Linked DNA regions of Homo sapiens: regions 1 and 2 are each linked to region 3. Evidence: chromatin contacts called from ENCODE Hi-C or POLR2A ChIA-PET data. All regions are on one chromosome and are shown on one strand. The core of a region is the stretch at or near the end of the contact, and the rest is flanking DNA. Distances in the headings are between cores, read along the strand shown.

Region 1 (4,421 bases), core at 1,318-3,817, 1.7 Mb after region 3:
CCCCAGACTAACAGACCCTTGGAGGCAGGGGCTGTGGAAATAAATCTCTGCCTGCTGGCTGCCTGTGTGTGTTCCGTGCCGGGATGCCATCCTCTCCTGCCTTCAAATGTTCTTCCTCGGCTACACCGTCCTGTCGGGAGTGCGGGGAATTGGAGAGGACCCCACTTCCTGTGCCTCATGAGCGTGGTGCTCGCCAAAGAATGGTTTTGGGGGGAACCTTGGCCCCTTCCCCATCTCCATCAGACCCCAAAGTCCATGGGTCCCTCGGAGTCCGCGGGGAATTGGTTCCACGAACCTCGCAGATACCAAGATCTGGGCATACACAAGTCCAGCAGTGGGCCCTGCGGAACCCGCGGATGTAGGAAAATCCGCCCTTCGTATACTGTATGTTCCACCGGTGTTTGGGTGAAAAAACGTCCGCCTCTCAATGGACCTGCAGTTCAAACCCCTGTTGTTCAAGGGTCAGCTGTATTCCCAGTACACATCCAATCTAACTAAAAACATTGAACCTTCCATGCAGACCTGACTGTAGGTCCGACCGCCTCTCTCCTAGCCAATTCCCAGAAATTCTGCAGCCACTTTGCCCCACCTCCTTGTCCTGAGGACCTACTGTTTGGAAGGAAAAATTAAGACAAAGGTATGAGCAGGACGGTCTGGGTAAGGTTTAGAGATAAGGGGTGTGGATTGGGGCGGGGCTAAGGAGCGAGGGGTGGGGCTGAGATTGCGGGGCAGTTAGGCTGGGACCTGGGGCGGGGGCTTAGAAGAGGGTTAGAGTTGGGTGGGGCTTAAAGAGGTTTAGGGGTTGGTCCGCAGAAAGTGAGAGCGGTTTAAAGAGGATGGATAGAGTTGATCTAATAGAGAGTAGGGGCTTGGAGCTGGGGAAGAACAGGAGGAACTGCGTGAGAGTGGGGCAAGGAGGACGGATAATTTTTTTTTTGAGACAGGGTCTCGCTCTGTCATCCAGGCTGGAGTGCAGTGGCCCTATCACCGCTCACTGCAGCCTCGACCTGCCAGGCTCAAGCGACCCTCCTGCTTCAGCCTCCGGAGTAGCTGAGACTACAGACGGGCGCCAGCATATTTAGCTAATTTTTTTTTTTTGAGACGGAGTCTTGCTGTCGTCCAGGCTGGAGTGCAGTGGGGCAATCTGGCTCACTGCAACCTCTGCCTCCCGGGTTCAAGCAGTTCTCTCCCTCAGCCTCCCGAGTAGCTGGAATTACAGGCGCCCGCCACCACGCCTGGCTAATTTTTGTAATTTTAGTAGAGACGGGGTTTCACCATCTTGGCCAGGCTGGTCTTGACCTCCTGACCTCGTGATCCACCCGCCTCGGCCTCCCAAAGTGCTGGGATTACAGGCGTGAGCCACCGCGTCCAGCCTAATTTTTGTATTTTTTTTTTTTGTAGAGACGGGGTTTTGCCATATTGCCCAGGCTGGTCTTGAACTCCTGTGCTCAAGCAATCCGCCTGCCTTGGCCTCCCAAAGTGCTGGGATTACAGGCGTGAGCCACCACGCCAGGCCAAGAGAACGGATTTTAAGGTGAGGGGCGGAGCTTATAATAATTCAGCTCTGAGGTGGGCGTGGTTCAGGGCCGAGGGCCGGGGGCCGGGGCTTAAAGGAGAAACTCTGAGGGAACAGGGTATTGGAGGTGGGACTTAGAAGGTGCTGATGGGGGCGCACGACTGCTATGGAGGCGATGGGGAGAGAAGGAAGTACTTAATCTAAGGGAAGTTCCTGGGAGAGTGGAAGCTTAGCAGGAGGGGCTGAATGGGTCTGGGTTTGGCTGTTTGGGATGGGGCTGAGTTGGGAGCCGGGATTATAGCGATTATATGAGCGGGCAGTGTCAAGTGTGGTAAATCCATGGCTCTTGACCAGCATGCAGCAGAATCAGAGTATTTCAAAACACGGATCCCTAGACCCCCAACCCCAGGGCTTCTATTCCGCATGGTCTGAGCAGGCAGCCGGATGCTGCTGGCCTCCCAACTATCCTTGACAACCACCGATTTAAAAGAATGCTTTAGAGGTGGGAGGCACTCAAAAGTCACGAGGTGCAACTTAAATGCTATGGGGTGAAGGGGCGGGGCTTGGATGGAGGGGGCGGGGCCTAGGGAGGGGTGAAGTTCCAGAGAGTGGGAGCTTGGAGAGGGGGAAGAACAGGAGAAACTGCATGAGGGCGAGGGGACGAAGACAGACTTTGAGGCAGTAGGGGGCTTATAATCACGCTGTGAGATGGGCGTGGTTCAGGGCCAGGGGGCGGGGCTTCAGTGTGAGACCCGAGCCGGAGGTGTGGCTTAACCGGACGCCCAGAGCGTGTCGCGGGGTTCCCGTAGAAGAGGCGGGCATTCAAAGCGCAGGCGCACCTGGCTCAGTTCGCCCACCGGAATCGGCCCGGGCTTTCACTGCTCGCGTCCCCGAGTCAGTGCGCAAGCGCATTTCCCCCCTCCTGGTCCCCGCCACCGCCTCCTCTTTCCGATCCTCCACGCCGGCGCCTCGGGAACGGGCGCGACTTCCGCTTCCGGGCGGGCGGGCAGGCGGGCGGTGCGGGGCTGCCGGGGAGGGGGGAGGGGGCGGCACTTCCGGTCGGGCCCTCGGGTCTCCCCGGAGCGGCGGCGCCTCCTCCGCCTCCTCGGCCTCCTCCCGGCGGAGACCCCGGCGCCGGTGAGTGACGGGGTGCGTGGCCCGGGGGCCCGGGTGCAGCGGGGGCGGGGGGCCCCGCCCTGGCCCGCTGTGGTCCCCAGAACGTCCCCCAACCCCTAGCAAGTCAGTGCAGCTCCCGCCGGGCCCTTGCCAAGGGACCCCCAATCACTGCTCCCCGGTAGGATCACTGCAGATAGCTCCCCCATGAACGCCCCCAGCTAGGATGGCTGCCAAAGCGCTTTCATTCGTGGCGATCCCCTAAACGGCTGCCAGGGCCCCCAAATGATACCTCCTCGTAGGATCCCCTCCACATAGCGCTCCCCGTCATTGCTTCCTCCAGGTCAGCCTCCAGATGCCATCAGCATTGCCCCTCCCCATGTAGGGCAGCTGCTCGTGAACCCTCTTATTAGTATCCTCTATATAATTCTCCCCAGAGTGTTTCCTTAGTGCCTTGCAGCAGAACTGTCCCCCGTTATCTCTGTCCATACAGCAACAGCCCCCAATGGCCCTGACCACCTCCCTCCCCAGCAGAACGCCCCTTCGTGGGTGTGAAAATACTTTCTATTCTGGTCAGCACCAAGAATGCCTTTTTCCCTTCTGCAGGTCCTCCAGTGATTCCCCTTAAGAATGCCCCTTTCAAAGCCACCCCCCCATCGCAGCGGCACAGCTCCCTCTAGAGTTCCTTCACACTCACATCCTCTCCCGCCTCAGGTAGAAATATCCGCCTGCTTAGCTCCAGGCTCCCATGACATACTCCCGTACCTCCTCTCACCCCACCCTCATCGCGGTCAGCCCGTCTTCATTACTTCTGCCACAGAACAGTGTCCCGCAGTGAGGCGGTGAAGCCTTCCTTCCCAGAATGTGCCTCATCCTCTTCCTATGGCGTGAACAACTGTTGCCCTGACCTGCAGCTTCTCACCCAGCTCTCAGGCTATCGTCCTGGACTCCCTAGGGAAGACCCTGGACTTCACTAGGGTGTGACTTCTTTTCTCGTAGGCATTCCTTCTGCGTTGAACGCATATTCACTATTCTAGCTGAAGGGTATAATATACAGCCACGAAGGGGGTCGATACACACAGTGTTCTCACTGTGCGGGGTCTCACAGTCTAGTTGATCAGACACGAGTCGACAAAGATACACGGGGTTTTGTGGGTTCTCTGAGAGCCTGATGAACTACTTTAGAGGTGAAAGCTGAATTACAAGTGGCAGCTTAGCCATGCAAAGATCTGGGTGAGCAGGCAGCAAGAACAACAAGTGCAAAGGCCCTGAAGTGGCGGTGAGCACGGTGAGTGGAGGAGCAGCAGGGGAGGCCGGTGAGGGTGGAGTGGAAGATTTGAAGGCAAGAACAAGAGGAAGGAAGCTTTGGTCTCAAAAGGCTTTGGAGGTGAGGGCACTGGGATAAATTATCTAGCCTTTGTCAGCTCTACCGAGCCCAGAATGTTCTTCATTCATTCATACGTTCATTCGTAAACACTGGTTGAACAACTGTTTAATGAGCACCTACTTTACATTGGGGGTACAACAGAGAACAAAATAGACAAGAATCCCTGTCCTCATGGAGTGGATATGCTAGTTGAGGGGGCAGATGATTAAAAGACAAAATACAGGCCAGGCGAGGTGGCTCATGCCTGTAATCCCAGCAGTTGGGAAGGCCAAAGTGGGAGGATCGCTGGAGGCCAGGAGTTCAAGACCAACCTCGGCAACATAGTGAGACCCTGTCTTTACAGGAAAAAAAAAAAAAAAAAAAAAAAGCTGGGTGTGGTTGGTGGGCACCTGTAGTCCCCAGCTA
Region 2 (4,669 bases), core at 1,368-3,867, 1.5 Mb after region 3:
CTGCACTCCAGCCTGGGCAACAAGAGCGAAACTCTGTTTCCAAAAAAAAAAAAAAAAAGCCAAGCGCGGTGCCTCACACCTGTAATCCCAGCACTTTGGGAGGCTGAGGCGGGCGGATCACAAGGTCAGGAGTTCGAGACCAGCCTGGCCAACATGGTGAAACCCCATCTCTACTAAAAATACAAAAAATTAGCTGGGCATGGTGGTGCACGTCTGTAATCCCAGCTACTTGGGAGGCTGAGGCAGGAGAACTGCTTGAACCCAGGAGGCAGAGGTTGCAGTGAGCAGAGATTGTGCTATTGCACTCCAGCCTAGGCGACAGAGCAAGACTCCGTTTAGAGAGAGAAAAAAAAAAGAGCAAGAATGGCTGGGTTCCTAGGGGGCCACAGGACCTCCCCCAAAACCTCAGAGATGATGCCCATCTTGCAGCCCCCACCTGTGTCACTATCAAGCTCGTCTGCACCCTCCTGGATCCCCCGTCTCAGCCCAACTGACCACTCCAGTCACAGGCCCTTCCCAGGTGGCAGGGACCCAAGTACGCACTTTCCTATAAGATGCCCATTTATATGCCTTTCAGATCAAGGATCCAACTGTCTGTTAATTCCACAGCCTCCCAACCCAGTGAACGCCTCTCCCACTCACCCACTTGCTTGGGTCAAAATACTGTCCCTCCCCTAGCCCATCAGCAGCCTGAGCACCGGCCTGCTAGGTCCTCCCCTGAATCTCATCCCATCTCCAAGGCTAGCTTCCTGGCTGGCCTCTGGGTTCTTCCCCCTGCCAGGCCGGCTCTCCTCACTACAGTCAATAGGAACTTTGGAGGGATTTGTCACACCCCTGCTTTAAACCTTCCACCAGCTTCCTCTACAAACTCCTTGAAGAGGCCTAGAAGCCCTAAAAGAGCTTGGCAGCTTCATCATCAACTTTCTTCATGTGTTTTTACCAAGCGCCCAGCTCCACCTGCCCAAGGGCCTTTCTGGAGCCTTCCTATTGTCATGATCCCGCGCCCTCTGCAGCAAGGCATGAAGGACCTCAACTGTCACCGCTGCCAGGTCTTTCCTGACCACCTACCACCATCACCACCGTGGACTAGACCATTCCTTCACAGGCTCTGCTCAAATCCTGACTTTGTAGGAATTCTGGTGATAACAGAAATGTAGCCTGCATGAAACAGTATTCTAAATCACTCCGCAAATCATGTGACCCGCAAATCATTCATGACCCGTCTCCCCACGATCTGCATCTGGCTTGTTTCCTCATCCCTGACACTCACAGCAGGATGGAGTTTGAGATCACCTGGCCCACCCTCCCAGGCCCTTGCTGACACCATTCCCACCACCTGGAGCTCTCTTCCCATTCCTACTTAATTCCTACCCACCCTCAGGTCCAGGGAAGCCATGTCTGAAAGCCTTGCTTCAAATCTAGAGTACCGTCCCATGATATACTAACTCAATGACCAGATATTTCTCAACCCTTGTGGGAAAAGAGTACATAATTGTCATTTGTGGCGTCCTGCCCTGTCCACCAATGCATCCCAACACCTGACACGAGGCCAGCCTGTAATGGGTACTTCCCGCTAGGGTGATCTAGAGCAGGGTGATGGAGGATCTAAGCAGCAGCCCCTTCTCTTTTTCCTTCCAAACTCACCAGGGCCCTCGATGGTGACCTGGAGGTCGGTGAGGTCCTCCTCGTTGGGAAAGACCTTGATGCCATCGGGTGGGTCTGCGGTCAGTGTCGTCACCTCCTTGTACACCAGGCGGATGATGTGCGGGGGTAGGTTCTCCACGTTGGAGTTCTGGGCACGGATGGGAGAGCAGGGTGAGCGAGTGTTAAGAGCTGGGCTTCCCGCAGGGCCTAAAGATGCTGAGACTGCCCAAGTCTTGACTCAGTGGCCCCAGGCTGTCAATCACCCTTGAACTCCCAGACCCTCACCCAGGATGCTTCAGGCCATCAGCCCAGGCAGAGTTTCCAACAGAAATGGGGGCGGGTTCACGGGGGGGCTTGCAGATAACTCCACCCACCCCAGAACCCCCCCCCCAAAGCCCGCTCCTAACCCTGCTTGGTCCCCAGTGGTTCCACGTAGGCCAGAGATCTACTCTCTCCCCCTTCTCCACTAATTTTTGGTTAGAGCATCCTTGAAACCCCGGCTCAGGTCTGGAGATGGCGGCGGGGCGTCCTTGCTCCTGGTAACACCCATGGGCGGGCCGCAAAGCGCCCGGAGCCCTCGCCGCCAGGGAGACTGCGGGCCGCCCGAGCTCCTGCTCCGCCTGCGGGAAGGCCCTCGGGCCCATCCCGGGTCAGGGACCCCCAGGCTGGCCCTCAAACCCCTCAAGGCCGCCCGTCGGAGGCCCCTGAGACTCCACCTCCTCCCTCAGGGACACCCCCGACCACCTTCATGGGCCTCATCGCCCGTGCTCACCATGGCTGCGGCCGGCCGGGGGCGGGTCCCCCCGGCCCCCTTCCTGCGTTCTTCGGTCCGCCGGCCGGGGCGGGGGGCCCAACTGCTGCCGCTGCGGCCCTGGAGAGGCCCCGGCGGCCCCGCTCCGCTCCCCGCTGCCTCCGACGTCCGCCGCGCACAGCGTAGACCAACCCGCCGCCCCGGTGCCCGGCAGCACTGAGCCGGCCGCGCGCGCACCACTGCCTCTTTATAACCGCCCGCAGGCCACGCCCTCCGCGGCCCCTCAGCTCCGAGCCTCAACCGTGACGTCAGCGCGCACGTTCCTTGGTTTTCGACGCGCTCGCTCCCTTCCCCGCAAACTATGGTCAGAAGCGAGGGAAGTGGCGGAGAGGGCTGGGTAGCGGGCCGGCCAATGGGGGCCCGCGGGGGTCGGGAGGGTTCTCAAAGAACGGAGGGGCTGAAAAGGGGAAGAAGAGAGGAAGGGGGACGGGGAAGGCGACGCGGCCGCTGATTGGACCGTTTGAATGAGACGCCGCCACGGCCCGGCATACGCGCGGGCGCGCCCTGACGCTGAGGAAGTCGCGCACGCGACTAACGGTCTTCCTGGGGGCCGGAGCGTGGCGAGGGGAGGCGGGACTCGGGGTTTTAAACGCGTGATGGAAGGCGCTCGGGCCAATAGGGATGCGCTTTAGTGACTGGTGGGTCACGAGACTCGCATGGGCCAATGACTGATAGAGACCGGTCAGAGGGCGACCCAGTTTCGTGCAGATCAAACCGCTGCCAGCCAACGAAATCCGTTGATTTTTGTATATGCAAATGAAGTGTGCGCTGCCGCCCGCGCCCCCTCCTTTGAGCCGTGGTGGAGGTGGGCGCTGGAACTCCGACTACATTTTTCTATGAGGCGCCATTTTGTGCTGGAAATGCTCTTGGACCCACGTCCTGTATTGCTAAGGCTCAAAGATCAGTCAGAATGACCTTGAAGGCTTGGACAGCCTTGCACTCCGTGTGTGACCCCCACTCCTGCCAGGCTTCATCGAAGACGCCAGCCTCAGTTTCCTTATGTGACAAATGGGCACTGGGATCCGTTGTATTGCCAGGGAAAGAAGTCAGAGAGTGCCAAGACGGTTATTCACGGCATGGTTATGCCTATGACTGACCCATGGCCTCCAGCCACACCCGCCTTCTCTGGGACTCAGTTTCCCTCTCTAGGAAATGGACACATAGCTGCCTGGAAAAGGGACCATCTCCAGCCCTCAGTGTCAGTAAAAACGTCAGGCAATTGCTTGAGAACGGTGGCCAGAGCTCCCTGAGCAGGCCTTTTGGAGGGGCTTAGAGAGGAGGAGGGAATGCTGAAGTTGGCCTTCCTTTGCTCATCTGTGCAGTGCGGTCGCAGTGCCCTCTCGGTGTCTCTGCCAGTCTGTGCGTCCACAGCTCTTCTTAGTTTCTTGGCCTTTTTCAGCCATGGATGAGAGCATTAACATCTGGGCCTAATTTGGCCACAGGTACCTGAAAAGACCCCTGGCTACCAGCTTCCCCTCATGGGGCCTCAGCTTCTGAAGAAGGAATAAGGAAGGTGTGAAAGAAATCTACATGGCCAAGGCCAGGCGTGGTAGCTCACGCCTGTAATCCCAGCACTTTGGGAGGCTGAAGCTGGCAGATCACCTGAGGTCAGGAGTTTGAGACCAGCCTGGCCAACATGGTGAAACCCCATCTGTACTAAAAATACAAAAATTAGCCAGGTGTGTTGATGCAGCCCTGTAATCCCAGCTACTCGTGAGGCTGAGATGGGAGAATCGGTTAAAGCCGGGATGTGGAGGTTGCAGTGAACTGAGATCTCGCCACTGCACCCCAGCCTGGGCAACAGAGCAAGACCCTGTCTCAAAAAACAAAAAAGCAAAAAAAAAAAAAAAACCAAAAAACAAAACCTACATGGTCGGGTACAGTGACTACGCCCATAATCCCAGCACTTTGGGAGGCCAAGGTAGGTCGATCACTTGAGCCCAGGAGTTCAAGACCAGCCTGGGCAACATAGTGAGAGACCCCCACCAATATGTACAAAACAAACAAACCCAAAACAACTGAAGAAACAGCTACAGCATAAAAAGTCATCATCATAACTAGTTTGTGGAGAAATGGCTTCAGGTGATCCCTTCCTGCTCCCTCACCCCAGGTCCAATCTATACCAGTTCCTGTTGACGTCATCTACTGAATCTCATCACGTCCCCCCATCCGCTATGCCACCAGTCCTGCTTAGAGTCAACGTCATCCCATTTT
Region 3 (3,736 bases), core at 874-3,373:
AGAATCTGGGCCTCAGCCTAGGCATCCTGTGGAGCCCAGGAATCCGGGCCCCCAACTGCTACCGCGCTAGCTCCCAGGAATTTTGCCCCCAACACACCCCACCCCTATCCACTGTGATATCTGAGACCTGCGTCCAGCCCGAGTCCCTTACCCTGCGGCGCCCGGTGCCAGTGGGTACTAGGGGAGCATTTTGCCGCCCCTTCAAGTCCTTAAATACAGGAATCTAGCCTCTGTTTCTTGGGGAGACCCATCAGTCAGGGATCGTAGCCCAGAACCACCTAAAGCCCAGGAATACTGCTCTCAATTCTGCTCTCCCTCAGGGCTCCAAGAGACAGAGATCCTAGCCCCCCCATTGAACTGAGGGGCCTGGTCCCCCAATCCGCTGCGACCCAGGTGTCTAAGGTTTCATCCGGCAAGGAAGGGGTGGGGGCGGAACAGACCAGGAAGGAGGGGGTAGGAAGGGAGCGGAAGAAAGGAGTGAGGTGAGACGGGGGCGGGGACCTGAGCTGGGGGGCTCTGCACTAAACAAACCCTAAACATGCGGGGTTTCTATGGTAACGGTCTTCCCTGGCCTACCCGGGAGACTCCTCTAGGGCTGTGTCGAGGAGGGCAGCCCCCAGGAGTCTCCACGCCGCCAGCTGTTGTGTCTTCCTGTTTTGTCACCACGGCAACCGTGACCTCAGCCCTCCACCCTGCTCACTGGGGTGGGGCGGGAGCTCCACGCTACTTTTACTCTGGGGGGCGTGGTCTGCTCTTGGCCCCGCCTCGGGGCGGGGCTGGGATAGCCCAGACTCGGGGAAGTCCCTGTCCACCGCCCTAGCCGGAGCTGCGCCCCGCCCCGGCCCCGCCCCCGTCCCGCCCGCGCTGGCTCCCCAGCCCTCCAACCCCACCCAGCCCTCAGACCCTTCCAGCTGCCGCTGTCGTCTTTGCTTCAGCCGCAGTCGCCACTGGCTGCCTGAGGTGAGGTTGTGGGGACCCCAGAGGGCATAAGCAACAGTCTAGGGTCTTTATGGCCAGAGAGAGGAATGGGCTGGGTCTCAGAATGTCTGGGTCCCTAGAAAGACTGGGGCTGGGCCAGGATTCTTGGGGTTCTGCAGAGGAGAGGGCTGAGGACCTGGACTGTGGAGGTCATACGTCTGGAAGAGTGGGGAAGGGGACCTGGACTCCGGGGTCTGAGGGAGGAGGGGCTGGGGGTCTGGACTCCCGGGTCCGAGGCAGGAGGGGCTGGGGGGTCTGGACTCCTGGGTCCGAGGGAGGAGGGGCTGAGGGCCTGGACTCCTGGGTCTGAGGGAGGAGGAGCTGGGCCTGGACTCCTGAGTCTGAGGGAGGAGGGGCTGGGTCTGCGGGAGTAGAGAGATGGGGACTCGTAGGTGCCCTAGTTGGAGGCTGGAATCTGGTACGTGGAGGTCCTTTAGGAGGGGAAGCGCTTAGGGTTAGGTGTCCTGGGTTTGGGAATGAGAATGGAAGGAATTCAGAATTACTGACCCCTCCCCATCCAGGGGACAGACAGAATCGGAACTTTGGGCTCCTGAAAGGCCGAGGGAGGGGGGTGTTAAGATCCAGCCCCGTGCTTCCGAAGTGCAGAAGGAGCTGGGAAAGGAGGAGAAGACAGGGCTGCGTCCCGCACCTCTGGGTGCCGAGAGCCGAAGCTGGGGTTCCGGGGCCCGATTCTCAGCGTGAGCGATGGGTGTGGCGTCTGGAGTGGACGAGGGAGGACACTGAGGGGCTGGGTGTGGCCCGGAGAGTCGGGTGCGCTGCGAGGAATCCCGGAGGGGTGTTTCCTCACCCTCCAGGGTCTGGCTGCGCATTCCTGAGCTCTGATCTCGGGCGATGGCTGGAGGCCCTAAGGGCGGGGTGGACCCCTCCCCTCCCCTCCCCTCGGCGCGCCCCCCTCCCCTGCGCGCCCCCCTCCGCGGCTAGCCCACCTTCCGCGGGGGACAGAATGAGTGACGCCCTCGCTCGTCCTCCTCCCCTGCTTGGGACGGGGCAGTAGCCCGCCTTCTAGAGCACGGGACGCTGGGCCAGTCCCGATTTCCTTCTCCTTCGAGGGTCCTGGAGGGGCGTGGGGGCAGGCAGTGTCTGGCTCCGGGTGGAGCCTCCCAGGTGCTCCCGCAAGCCCCGAATGGCGATTAGGGAGGCCGTGGGAGGCGTAGCTGGGCCTCGGGCCTGACGCCAGCACCGCGTGCAGTTTCCGGCCTGGAGCCTGAGCCCCTCAGAGGCCCGGGTCCCTGCCCACTCCGGTCTTAGAGATGCTCTTGGGGGGGCTCTCAGCCCATGTTTATAGGGATCCAGAAATGCAGGCCTCCAACCCTGAGAGTCGGGGTCCCCACCCCCCGGAAATCCGGGAGAGGGCGGGCAGCCCCGGAGGCGGGCGGGGGTCCGGGCACCGCCTCCTGGTCCCTGACACATTCCAGATGCCTGGGCCGACTCGAAGCCCTTATAAGGCGCGGAGACACCGGCTCTGGCTGGGCCGCCCGCCTCCACAGCCGCCGCCCAGGGTTCTCCCGCCACTGCCGCCCGCACCCCCGCCCCCGCGGGGTTAAGATCACACACGCGCCCACGCCGGCCCGCGGGGCGTGCACTTTCGCTGGGTTCCGTCCGCCGCAGCCCAAACAGTTAACTGAACGGGGAGGGGAGGGGGCGGGGCTTACCCGGGGTCACCGCCAGGGCCCTGCTGGGTTCCACGCCACGTTCCTGTCTCCGCAGGGCGTTCGATCCCTAGAGGGAGGAGCCTGTCCAAACGGACGCTAACGGCCTACCTCCCCCTCAGGTGCTCTTACAGCCTGTTCCAAGTGTGGCTTAATCCGTCTCCACCACCAGATCTTTCTCCGTGGATTCCTCTGCTAAGACCGCTGGTGAGTAGGCAGCGGGCCTGGACTCCGGGGTCCGAGGGAGGAGGGGCTGGGGGCCTGGACTCCGGGGTCCGAGGGAGGAGGGGCTGGGGGCCTGGGCTCCTCGGTCCGAGGGAGGAGGGGCTGGGGGCCTGGGGGCCTGGGCTCCTGGGTCCGAGGGAGGAGGGGCTGGGGGCCTGGGCTCCTGGGTCCGAGGGAGGAGGGGCTGGGGGTCTGGACTCCGGGGTCCGAGGGAGGAGGGGCTGGGGTCTGGACTCCTGGGTCCGAGGAAGGAGGGGCTGGGGTCTGGACTCCTGGGTCCGAGGAAGGAGGGGCTGGGGGCCTGGGCTCCTGGGTCCGAGGGAGGAGGGGCTGGGGTCTGGACTCCTGGGTCCGAGGGAGGAGGGGCTGGGGTCTGGACTCCTGGGTCCGAGGGAGGAGGGGCTGGGGGCCTGGACTCCGGGGTCCGAGGGAGGAGGGGCTGGGGGCCTGGACTCCGGGGTCCGAGGGAGGAGGGGCTGGGGTCTGGACTCCTGGGTCCGAGGGAGGAGGGGCTGGGGGCCTGGGCTCCTGGGTCTGAGGGAGGAGGGGCTGGGGGCCTGGGCTCCTGGGTCTGAGGGAGGAGGGGCTGGGGTCTGGACTCGTGGGTCTGAAGGAGGAAGGATTAGGTCCTGGGCTCCTAGATCCTGGGAGAAGGACCAGGAAGCTTGGGCTCCAAGGAATAGGGTCCCAGACACTGAGGTATCTGAGGAAGAAGCGAGTCCAGGCCCTGGCTCCTTTGTCTCAGGGAGCTGCTGTCCTGCGACTGCCACGAAGAGGTTAAGGCCTGTGCTACTGCCCTGCAAAGTGCCTGAAGCTGAAAGGAGGAAGTTACTTTCCTGTGGCTAGGAGAGGCCTTGGGTTTA

Evidence for each region. A loop is a pair of places that touch in the nucleus more often than their neighbours do. ChIA-PET counts read pairs that join two places held with the same protein, here RNA polymerase II (POLR2A). Pooled maps may share reads with other maps.
Region 1: a loop to region 3 is called in a pooled map, with 24 times the contacts of the local background. The contact joins the promoter of ZNF865 here to the promoter of MYADM-AS1 in region 3. A Hi-C loop is called at or near these places in 4 of 37 single-sample maps with no recorded cell type and 12 of 50 pooled maps. POLR2A ChIA-PET finds 5 or more read pairs at or near these places in 1 of 52 experiments (WTC11).
Region 2: a map of sigmoid colon shows a loop between it and region 3 (7-fold over the local background). The contact joins the promoter of UBE2S here to the promoter of MYADM-AS1 in region 3. A Hi-C loop is called at or near these places in 2 of 168 maps with a recorded cell type or tissue (ascending aorta and sigmoid colon) and 11 of 50 pooled maps.

What each region holds. Positions count from the first base shown.
Region 1 is chr19:55,603,080-55,607,500 of GRCh38, forward strand. It overlaps ZNF865 (zinc finger protein 865), which reads left to right and starts at 2,568. Exons shown (of 2, transcript NM_001195605.2): 1 at 2,568-2,653. It overlaps ZNF524 (zinc finger protein 524), which reads left to right. Exons shown (of 2, transcript NM_153219.4): 2 at 1-59. RefSeq lists enhancers at 1-86, 1,190-1,741, 1,742-2,293 and a silencer at 2,337-2,836.
Region 2 is chr19:55,405,171-55,409,839 of GRCh38, forward strand. It overlaps UBE2S (ubiquitin conjugating enzyme E2 S), which reads right to left and starts at 2,618. Exons shown (of 4, transcript NM_014501.3): 1 at 2,417-2,618; 2 at 1,645-1,792. The coding sequence starts at 2,419. It overlaps LOC105372462 (a long non-coding RNA gene), which reads left to right and starts at 2,975. Exons shown (of 3, transcript XR_936075.3): 1 at 2,975-4,669. RefSeq lists enhancers at 2,081-2,594, 2,951-3,245, 3,267-3,376 and silencers at 2,247-2,716, 2,727-2,786, 2,797-2,846.
Region 3 is chr19:53,866,984-53,870,719 of GRCh38, forward strand. It overlaps MYADM-AS1 (MYADM antisense RNA 1), which reads right to left and starts at 2,124. Exons shown (of 3, transcript NR_184033.1): 1 at 1,926-2,124. It overlaps MYADM (myeloid associated differentiation marker), which reads left to right and starts at 900. Exons shown (of 3, transcript NM_138373.5): 1 at 900-960; 2 at 2,771-2,855. RefSeq lists enhancers at 1-680, 1,790-2,703, 2,704-3,617 and a silencer at 2,456-2,515.